Regions from separate parts of the Mus musculus genome. Here region 2 is linked to region 1. Evidence: chromatin loops called from intact Hi-C (ENCODE). Cell type or tissue: heart. All regions are shown on one strand.

The links. Peaks named below come from ENCODE experiments on the same cell type or tissue, not always from the same donor. Only the 100,000 strongest peaks of a DNase experiment are listed, where the experiment ranks them.
Region 2: it touches region 1 in a loop (2.2-fold over the local background); 1 of 42 quality-filtered maps calls a loop at or near these places.

Annotation. Positions count from the first base shown.
Region 1 is chr17:29,715,010-29,719,009 of GRCm38, forward strand. It overlaps Ccdc167 (coiled-coil domain containing 167), which reads right to left and starts at 2,008. Exons shown (of 4, transcript NM_026782.2): 1 at 1,925-2,008. The coding sequence starts at 1,966. In heart, no CTCF peak of the experiment used is centred here; a DNase peak (open chromatin) is centred at 2,052; H3K4me3 peaks cover 1,572 bases; H3K27ac peaks cover 1,742 bases.
Region 2 is chr17:29,613,048-29,617,047 of GRCm38, forward strand. It overlaps Rnf8 (ring finger protein 8), which reads left to right and starts at 1,742. Exons shown (of 8, transcript NM_021419.2): 1 at 1,742-2,031. The coding sequence starts at 1,921. It overlaps Gm28043 (predicted gene, 28043), which reads left to right and starts at 1,742. Exons shown (of 28, transcript NR_132314.1): 1 at 1,742-2,031. In heart, CTCF peaks have their summits at 625 (motif pointing right) and 1,524; a DNase peak (open chromatin) is centred at 1,784; H3K4me3 peaks cover 2,128 bases; H3K27ac peaks cover 1,657 bases.

The sequences.
Region 1 (4,000 bases):
AGAATATATGCCACCTCCTCTTCTTACGAAGAAGTGGGTTTTGGTTTTCTCACTATTGTCTACGCTGACCTTAAACTCACGAGCTTCCTACCTCAGCCGCCTAAGCACACAATTAGCTTTAAATGAGGTCTCACCGGAGCTGCTACAGTCACACTGCCCACGGCCACCTTCATATTAAGACAGACTGATTATGTGATTGCTATACTTTTTGTTTGTGTATTTGAGCCAGGATCACATGTAGCAAGGGTTGAGCTATGAAGGTTTTGTGATCTTCCCCTGATTCCCAAGTGCTGGGTTACAGGCATTATGTCACCAGAACTAGCCATACGAGTTCTTACGAATGTTTTGCTTATATGTTTGTGCACCACATACATATCTGGTGTCCGGAGAGGCAAGAACAGCCCGTGCTCTTAACTACTGAACCTTCTCTCCAACCCCAGTACTTATATTCTTTAAAACTGAGATAACATTCATTAACAAATACTGAAGTGGGCTGGGCTTCCATAATGCTCTGGTCAACGTTATCATCAACTCATACAATGTTCTCTGGTGTGTACTTCTGTTAAAGAGATCTTATTTAATAAACGTACAGTTCTCATTAGCGTTGAACTCACTGCCCAAAGGACCACATAATACTGAGTTGTTCCACACCTGAAAAATGGTTTATGTAACAAACCGATTGTCGCTCTAAGCCCCATCACAGTCCTGGAGCACTAGACAGCACGTCAGCGCGGTGCTTACGGATCCCTCAAAGTAGCAAACCACCACTAAAGAGAACAAAAATGCAGCCAGGCATGGTGGCACACGCCTTTAATCCCAGCACTTGGGAGGCAGAGGCAGGCGAATTTCTGAGTTCGAGGCCAGCCTGGTCTACAGAGTGAGTTCCAGGACAGCCAGGACTACACAGAGAAATCCTGTCTGAAAAAAACAAACAAACAAACAAACAAAAAAGGGATCACTGAGGAGATAAGTAACCTCTGGGAGGATGCCTCGAGGGCGTCCAATATTTTGACATTGAAGCCTGATGCTGTCATCTACAAGCATGCTGTATCACATTCCTAGATGTACTGGAACACCAGTGGCCCAAGGGCCCAGGCTGAACATGCCTTCGTTGTAAGGGAGAGGAAACGAGTCCCCACTTCCAGGAAGCCCACCTGAGCATTATTCCCTGCTCTATCACCTTCACCACTTTAAGCTGGCTTCCGCCTTTTCGTTTCCTTGCAGTGTTGCTCTGTATCCCAGGCTGGCTTAGATCTCTGAGCCCTGGGACTATAACCATGTGCCACCTATGTCCTGAGTTCCACGTAGACCCTCAGTTCCCTCGTCTATACGAGCATAACAGACATGCAACAATTCATTGAACATGCAAACGAAACATGCATCAGACGGCTTTTTTTCCATGCATGACAAACTATTTTAAAGGCCTTCCCAAACACCAATTCTAGGAATCTCTGCAGATTTCCAAAGATCCTCAAGCTACAAGGCTGATACCCCACAGGAAAAACTTCCCCTCTCTGGAGACGTTTAAGCCACTAGCAGTATACTGAATAATAGCCTCGCACTCACCCTGGAGTCTTATTAGCTCCATGGTGGTCCCTCACCTACAAGTCCCGAACACCTTTGGTTCCCACCTGTCTCTTTCTGCTAAAGTCTCCCTTAGTCTCCGAGTCTCTCCTTTTAGAATACCCACTATGGCCTGTCTTCTTTGGGACTCCCCTGACCAGGGATGGAGCTGATGGTTCTCAGCTCCATCCCTGCCTTCCTCATCGTGACCCTTCACCTCCCTTCACAGCCTCTCCCAAAGCCACGTCGCCCTCGCTTCCTCCATCTGACCCTCGACGTCGCAGCCGCCGGGCCGATCGACGCCCCTGCGTCGGAACACAGTGACTAACCACGTGACTCGAACCCGACTTCTCCCCCTCACCTCCTGAGCGACACCAAGATTCTCCCGCTTCTTTTTAGTCATATTGCTTGCTGTCTTTTCCGCGCTGGACCAGCCCATTAAGTCGCACTACGCACGCGCAGGACCTCGTGCTTCTTTTTCATTGGTCGGTGCAGAGGAAGGAGGCGGGACTTCTGCGTCGCCATCTTGTTAAGGGGCGCGTCCATCCTGCAGCGGCCATGTTTGTGAGGGGCGGCCTCCGGGTATAAGATGTGCAGGGAAGCAGTTTCAGGTCTACCCGTGAGTGGAGACCTCTTTACGTACTTGAGAGCTTTTATCTTAACTTCCTTCTTTCTTTTCAAACATCTTCCTTCTTGCATCCCTCAGGGCATCCCTGCACCGTTTTTTAGGCTATCCTCGTTCAAATGTTCTTGCTCCTGCAAGGCTCAGCCTGCAAGCCCTGGCCCTTCAGTCCCAACTTGAACTGCTCTGCCCTTTGGGATCTAATATGGTCTTGCACCGTTAATCCTTTCTGTCCTGTGTTCTTTCGCATTAGCTTGTTTTCTGGTGAAATGAGAACAGCCTGCAGACATCACGGAAGGCATGAAGAAGGCTCGCAGCACACCATATTAGCCTGAGATTCCTAGGTCTTACCTGGGCTTCTGGCTTTCTTTTAGAGGCTTGTTCATGCTTAGGATTTTAGAGTGTTTAGACCTTGGACTTGGAGATGTTTTGACTATAACCCTACCACAGGACATAGACATAGAGCTGCCACCAAAGTTTTACAAGTCAGTACCTTTTCTTTTTCATTTTTTTAATTAGATATTTTTAAAATTTACATTTCAAATGCTATCCTGCAAGTTCCCTATACCCTCCCCCCGCCCTGCTCCCCTACCCACCCACTCCTACTTCTTGGCCCTGGCATTCCCCTGTACTGGGGCATATAAAGTTTGCAAGACCAAGGGGCCTCTCTTCCCAATGATGGCCGACTAGGCCATCTTCTGCTACATATGCAGCTAGAGACACAAGCTCCGGGGGGTACTGGTTAGTACATATTGTTGTTCCACCTATAGTGTTGCAGACCCCTTCAGCATCTTGGGTACTTTCTCTAGCTACAAGTCAGTACCTTTAGCATCTGTGAAGTGCTATGGTTTTTTTGTTTTTGTTTTTTTTATTAAAAGAAAAAAGTTAGCTGAGCATGGTGGACATATGAGTAGTCTCAATTATTTAGGATAGTGAGGTGGTGCATCATTTAGAGTCCACAGTTTTGAAATCAGCCTGGACAACAGTGAAACCTTAATAATAATAATAATAATAATAATAATTAATTTTTAAAAAATTGTGGTATGGCAAAAAAACTAAAAGTAGATAGATGTTGTCTGAAAGAGTGGGGATGTGGTTCAAAAAGCTGCCATAGATCCCTCAGGTACCTACGTTCCATTCTTGTACTGGATATTATCTCACACCGCAGGGCCTCTCTGCTTCGGGAACAGAGCAGGCCTGTGTGCACACACAGCTCTGTCCTTCCGTGTCTCTTTCTAAAGATAAATTTGCCCCCGTGGAATTACTAGGTCAGAGATGATGAGACCAGAATCGAAGCTCCTTGTTTCTACCCACTTATCTCCACTCCCGAGTCCGTTTCTCTATGTGAATAATAACCCCACCTCAGTGTTTGGAGGAGAAAAAAAATTTTTTTCAGATCTGTGTTTTCTTCATGATAGAGCCCTTGAGTGATGGGGCTGGAAGGGACCTGAGATACCATCTCACTTGGCTGCCTGACTGCGACCTGCAGAGGGAACAGGTAGTAAATTCTACCTGAACAGGACGCAGGCTGCTGAAGTTGTTTAGTGCAGTTCTCAGCTTAACACCCGGCACAAGAAAATCTTCCTCGAGAACATTGTCTATCAGCTGTCAATCAACAACCCTTCCAGCATTGGTTCCGTCCCAGAAAAAACAGACTCTGCTTCCCAATTATCACAGGCGCTGGCCCAGGGGAGGTGAGAAGACGAGAAGGAGAAGCACTGTGTTCTTTTAGAAGTGGCTCCTTCTGTGTTTCTCTGGCACCAAGAAAAAGCCACAGAACTCTGGGTGTGCCTCATGTGGGTCTCATCTCTTCCC
Region 2 (4,000 bases), 100 kb before region 1:
TGAAGACAGCAACAGTGTTCTTACACATAATAATAAATAAATCAAAAAAACAAAACAAAACAAAAAACAGCCGAGTAGTGGTGGTGCATGCCTTTAAATCCCAGCACTTGGGAGGCAGAGGCAGACAGATTTCTGAGTTCGAGGCCAGCCTGGTCTACAAAGTGAGTTCCAGGACAGCCAGGGCTATACAGAGAAACTCTGTCTCGAAACAACAACAACAACAAAAAACAACATCAGGTACGAGAAATGGCACATCAAGATGAGCTGCTCATCCAGAGGACATGGCTTTGGTGCCCAGCACCCACATGATGGCTCACTATCTGTTACCTCAGCTCCAGGGGATCTGATATCCTCTTCTGGACATCACAGGCACTAGGCACACGCGTGGTACATACATACATGTTGGCAAGACACATACATAAAAATAAACCGAACCAAAACAATCCATAAAAATAATAAACTCCAGTTCCAGGGGATCCAACAACCTCTTCTGGTTTCTGCAGCCATTGGGCATGCACTTGGCTCAGAGACATACATGCAGGCAAAACATGTACACATATATCTTTTTTTTATTTTTTTTAAGATTTATTTATTATATGTAAGTACACTGTTGCTGTTTTCAGACACACCAGAAGAGGGCACCAGATCTCATGATCTCCTTTCGGGTGGTTGTGAGCCACCATGTGGTTGCTGGGATTTGAACTCAGGATCTTCAGAAGAGCAGTCCGTGCTCTTAACCGCTGAGCCATCTCTCCAGCCCATACACACATATCTTAAACACCCAAACTTCAGCGTGGAGAGAGAAGGGAGAGTTTCATCTCCCTAGCCCCTTCAAGCCCATTTCCATTCCTTCTGTACCCTGTATGAGCCCCAGGTAATGCGATCCATCTCTACAGATTTGCCTGGTATAATTTTTAAAGATTCAGAAACAAAATGAGGTCATGAAAAACAAATAGATGCTAAATAGGAATAGACTGAATCAACCTTAAAATGATCAGACTTTTCTAAATCACTCAAAAGTGGGTTATAATGGGGTGGAGGTATAATTTAGCTACAGAGTACATCCTTGGCTGTGTGTTCAATGTTCAGAATCTCCTACTCCCAACCCAAAGTAGGCTATAGTTCTCAATAAAATGGTTATGGCCGTCATCACCGTGTTATAAAGCAATTTTTGTTTGTTTTGTAGACACGGTCTCATATCCCAGGCTGGCCTCTAACTCACTGCATAGCGGTAGATGCCCTTGAACTCCTCATCCTCCACCACACTCTGCCAAAGGAAAAAGGGGTGGGATACAAATAAAGGTTCAGGTTCATTGCTGCTGGATCTGGGGTACTGGCTTTGGAGAGCGCAGAGAGGAAAGAAGGTATTGGGAAAGTCATTATTATACTCACGAACCCAAGGAAAGAGAGTGTTTCTGTTGTTTACTATAATTTTTAATCTATAACTTTTAAGTGTTTATTACTCTGCGCGCACACAGGCGCGCGCGCACACCCACACCCACCCGCTAGGGTGCGCATTTGGAAGTCAGAGGCCAATTTGAAAAGTCAGTTTTCCCCAGCCACCATATAGGTGAAGCCTGAGCATCGTCTCCACGCTTGCCAGCAAGTAGCTTTACTCGTTGAGCCATCCTCCAAGTCCTAAAATCTATGCTTTAGTTTAGGATTTTGTCCGCAGCAGACGTTACGCTCGTCCTTCTTCAGGCTCACACCTGCGCACTTCCCGCCCGCCTCCCGCTGCGCACGCGCACTGCCCGCCTTCCCAGGCCTGGGGCGGGCCCGCGCTCTCAACGCGGTCGATCCCCGGGCGATTGCTTCTGTCTTGTGTGTAGATTAAGTTGCGCGAGAGGAACCTCGGAGGCGGCCGGAGCTCAGGCTAGAGGTTGGCTGGTTGCTGAACGCTGCCCCAGTGCCGGTCGGGCCATGGGCGAGCCCGACCCCTTGGTCTCGGGGCAGCTCGCGGCCCGCCGGAGCTGGTGCTTGCGGCGGCTGGGGATGGACTGCGAGTGGCTGCAGCTGGAGGCTGGGACTGAGGTGAGGGCGAGAGGCCTGGCGAGCTGCGGGAGCGGGGGAAGGCCGCGCACACCGGTCGGCGGGGAGGCGCCGAGGCAGCGGGCTCCGGCCACCTCAGGGCCCGGAGGGACCGGGCCGCGAGGCCAGGCGAGTCCGCGGCTTGAGGCCCGAGCTGGAGGGCGGCTGCGCGGGAGCGGGACCCGTGCCGGAGCCGCTGTAACGGACGCGGGCCTCCCAGCGAGGAGAAGGATGGGGTCGAGAACAGGCACTGTCCCAGTTAAGGGTCTATCAGAGACGGAGAAACTGAGGCAGAGGCGTCCCCACTGATTCCTAGGAGTGGCGAACCTGTCTAGGGAGTCTGAAGATGGACGCCTGGAAGGCTGCGGAGGGCGTGGACTCTCTGGAGTTGATTTTAAGTGTGATCAGGAGTTTAAGGGTAGCATGCCTAAACCCCTCGAACTGTAATACTGAAAATAAAAGTCTTCCATTCCATCTCCGAGGGGAACTGGAGCGTCGGGGTGGGCCACTCCTGAAGTGGGTCAGCCTTCTCTCCAGAAACTGCTCACAATGTAAAGCTGACTTAAAAGGCCGGTGCTGGGGATTGAACGCAGGGTCACAGAACTTGGAAGGCAAGGACTCTACCAAATGAGCTGTATCTGCAGCTCCACAAACGCAAAATTAGAAACAAAGACAAAGTGGGAGGAACAGTTCTAAGTGGGGGAGAGGTGCTGGGTGCTGTTGTGGGCTTTCAATCCTTGCAGTCTGCTCTGGAAGCAGAACTGGGTCAGGGATGCGCTTGCAATGTAGAATCCTTGAGGTTTTGGAAAGCCTGTACAGTACTGAATGTTGGTCATGTGTACTGGCTGGTCTTTTGTCAACTTGGCACACAAACCAGAGTCCTCTGAAAAGAGGGAAACTTAATTGAGCAAATGTCTCCATAAGATCCAGCTGTAAGGCATTTTCTTAATTAGTGATTGATAGGGGAGGGCCCAGCCCATTGTGAGTGGGGTTGTCCCTTGGCTGGTGCACCTGTGTTCTATAAGAAAGCAGGCTGAACAAACCAGTCAGCAGCACCCCTCCATGGCCTCTGCATCAGCTCCCGCCTCCAGGTTCCTGCCCTGTGTGAGTTTTTGTCCTGACTTCCATTGATGAGGGACTGCACTTCAGAAGTGTAAGCTGAAAAAAAAAAAAAAAACCCAAACCCTTTCTTCCCCAACTTGCTTTTTGGTCATGGTGTTTCCTTGCAAGAATAATAACCCTGAAACATCATATAAGATAAATTCAGTGAATTGGTAAGTTCGGTTTTTCTGATAAGCTGCATATTCTCAATTGAGAGGCGAATGTAGGGATTTATGGTTTGAACCAGGGGAAGAGAATTTACACAGTGAAGGAGCCTGAGAACGTCTGGGTGGGCCAAGGTGTGGCTTATTTAGTGATATTCTAGAGCAGGTCCTGCTTTAAATTAGGCATTAGAGGGCTGTTTATTTTTACCTATGAGGTCTTACTATTTTTCATCTTCATTAATCTGATCCCTGAGCATTTACTAGTCTCTCACAACCCTAGAGGGAAACTTAAGTGTTGACTTGTTCACTGAGACTCAGTTCTGTGGACTAATCTATTACTCCTGGCTAGTTGGGCACTCCTGGAGTAACGAGGGCAAGAGGACCGACCGTAAAGCACTATTGAACATACTCAGTACTGTTCCTTTGATCTGTGTGGAATTACATCTATGGGGCAAGACTCAGACAAACCAAGAGAAAGCTGAAGACTGAGGGCCTTGGGGGCCTGTGTGTAAGGGAAGCAAGCCTGCCTGGTGACCTGCAAAGTCAGGTTGCAGGCAGCGTTTGGAGCATAGCCTGCAGGGTGTATAAAGAGTTTGACTCAAAGCCAGGATGAGATCTGACTGTGGATCTCAGGTGATATAGCCCAGGTGGGTTTGCAAAAGGTTTTGAGAGGTGTGCCTGGTATCAGCCAATCATAACAGCTAAAG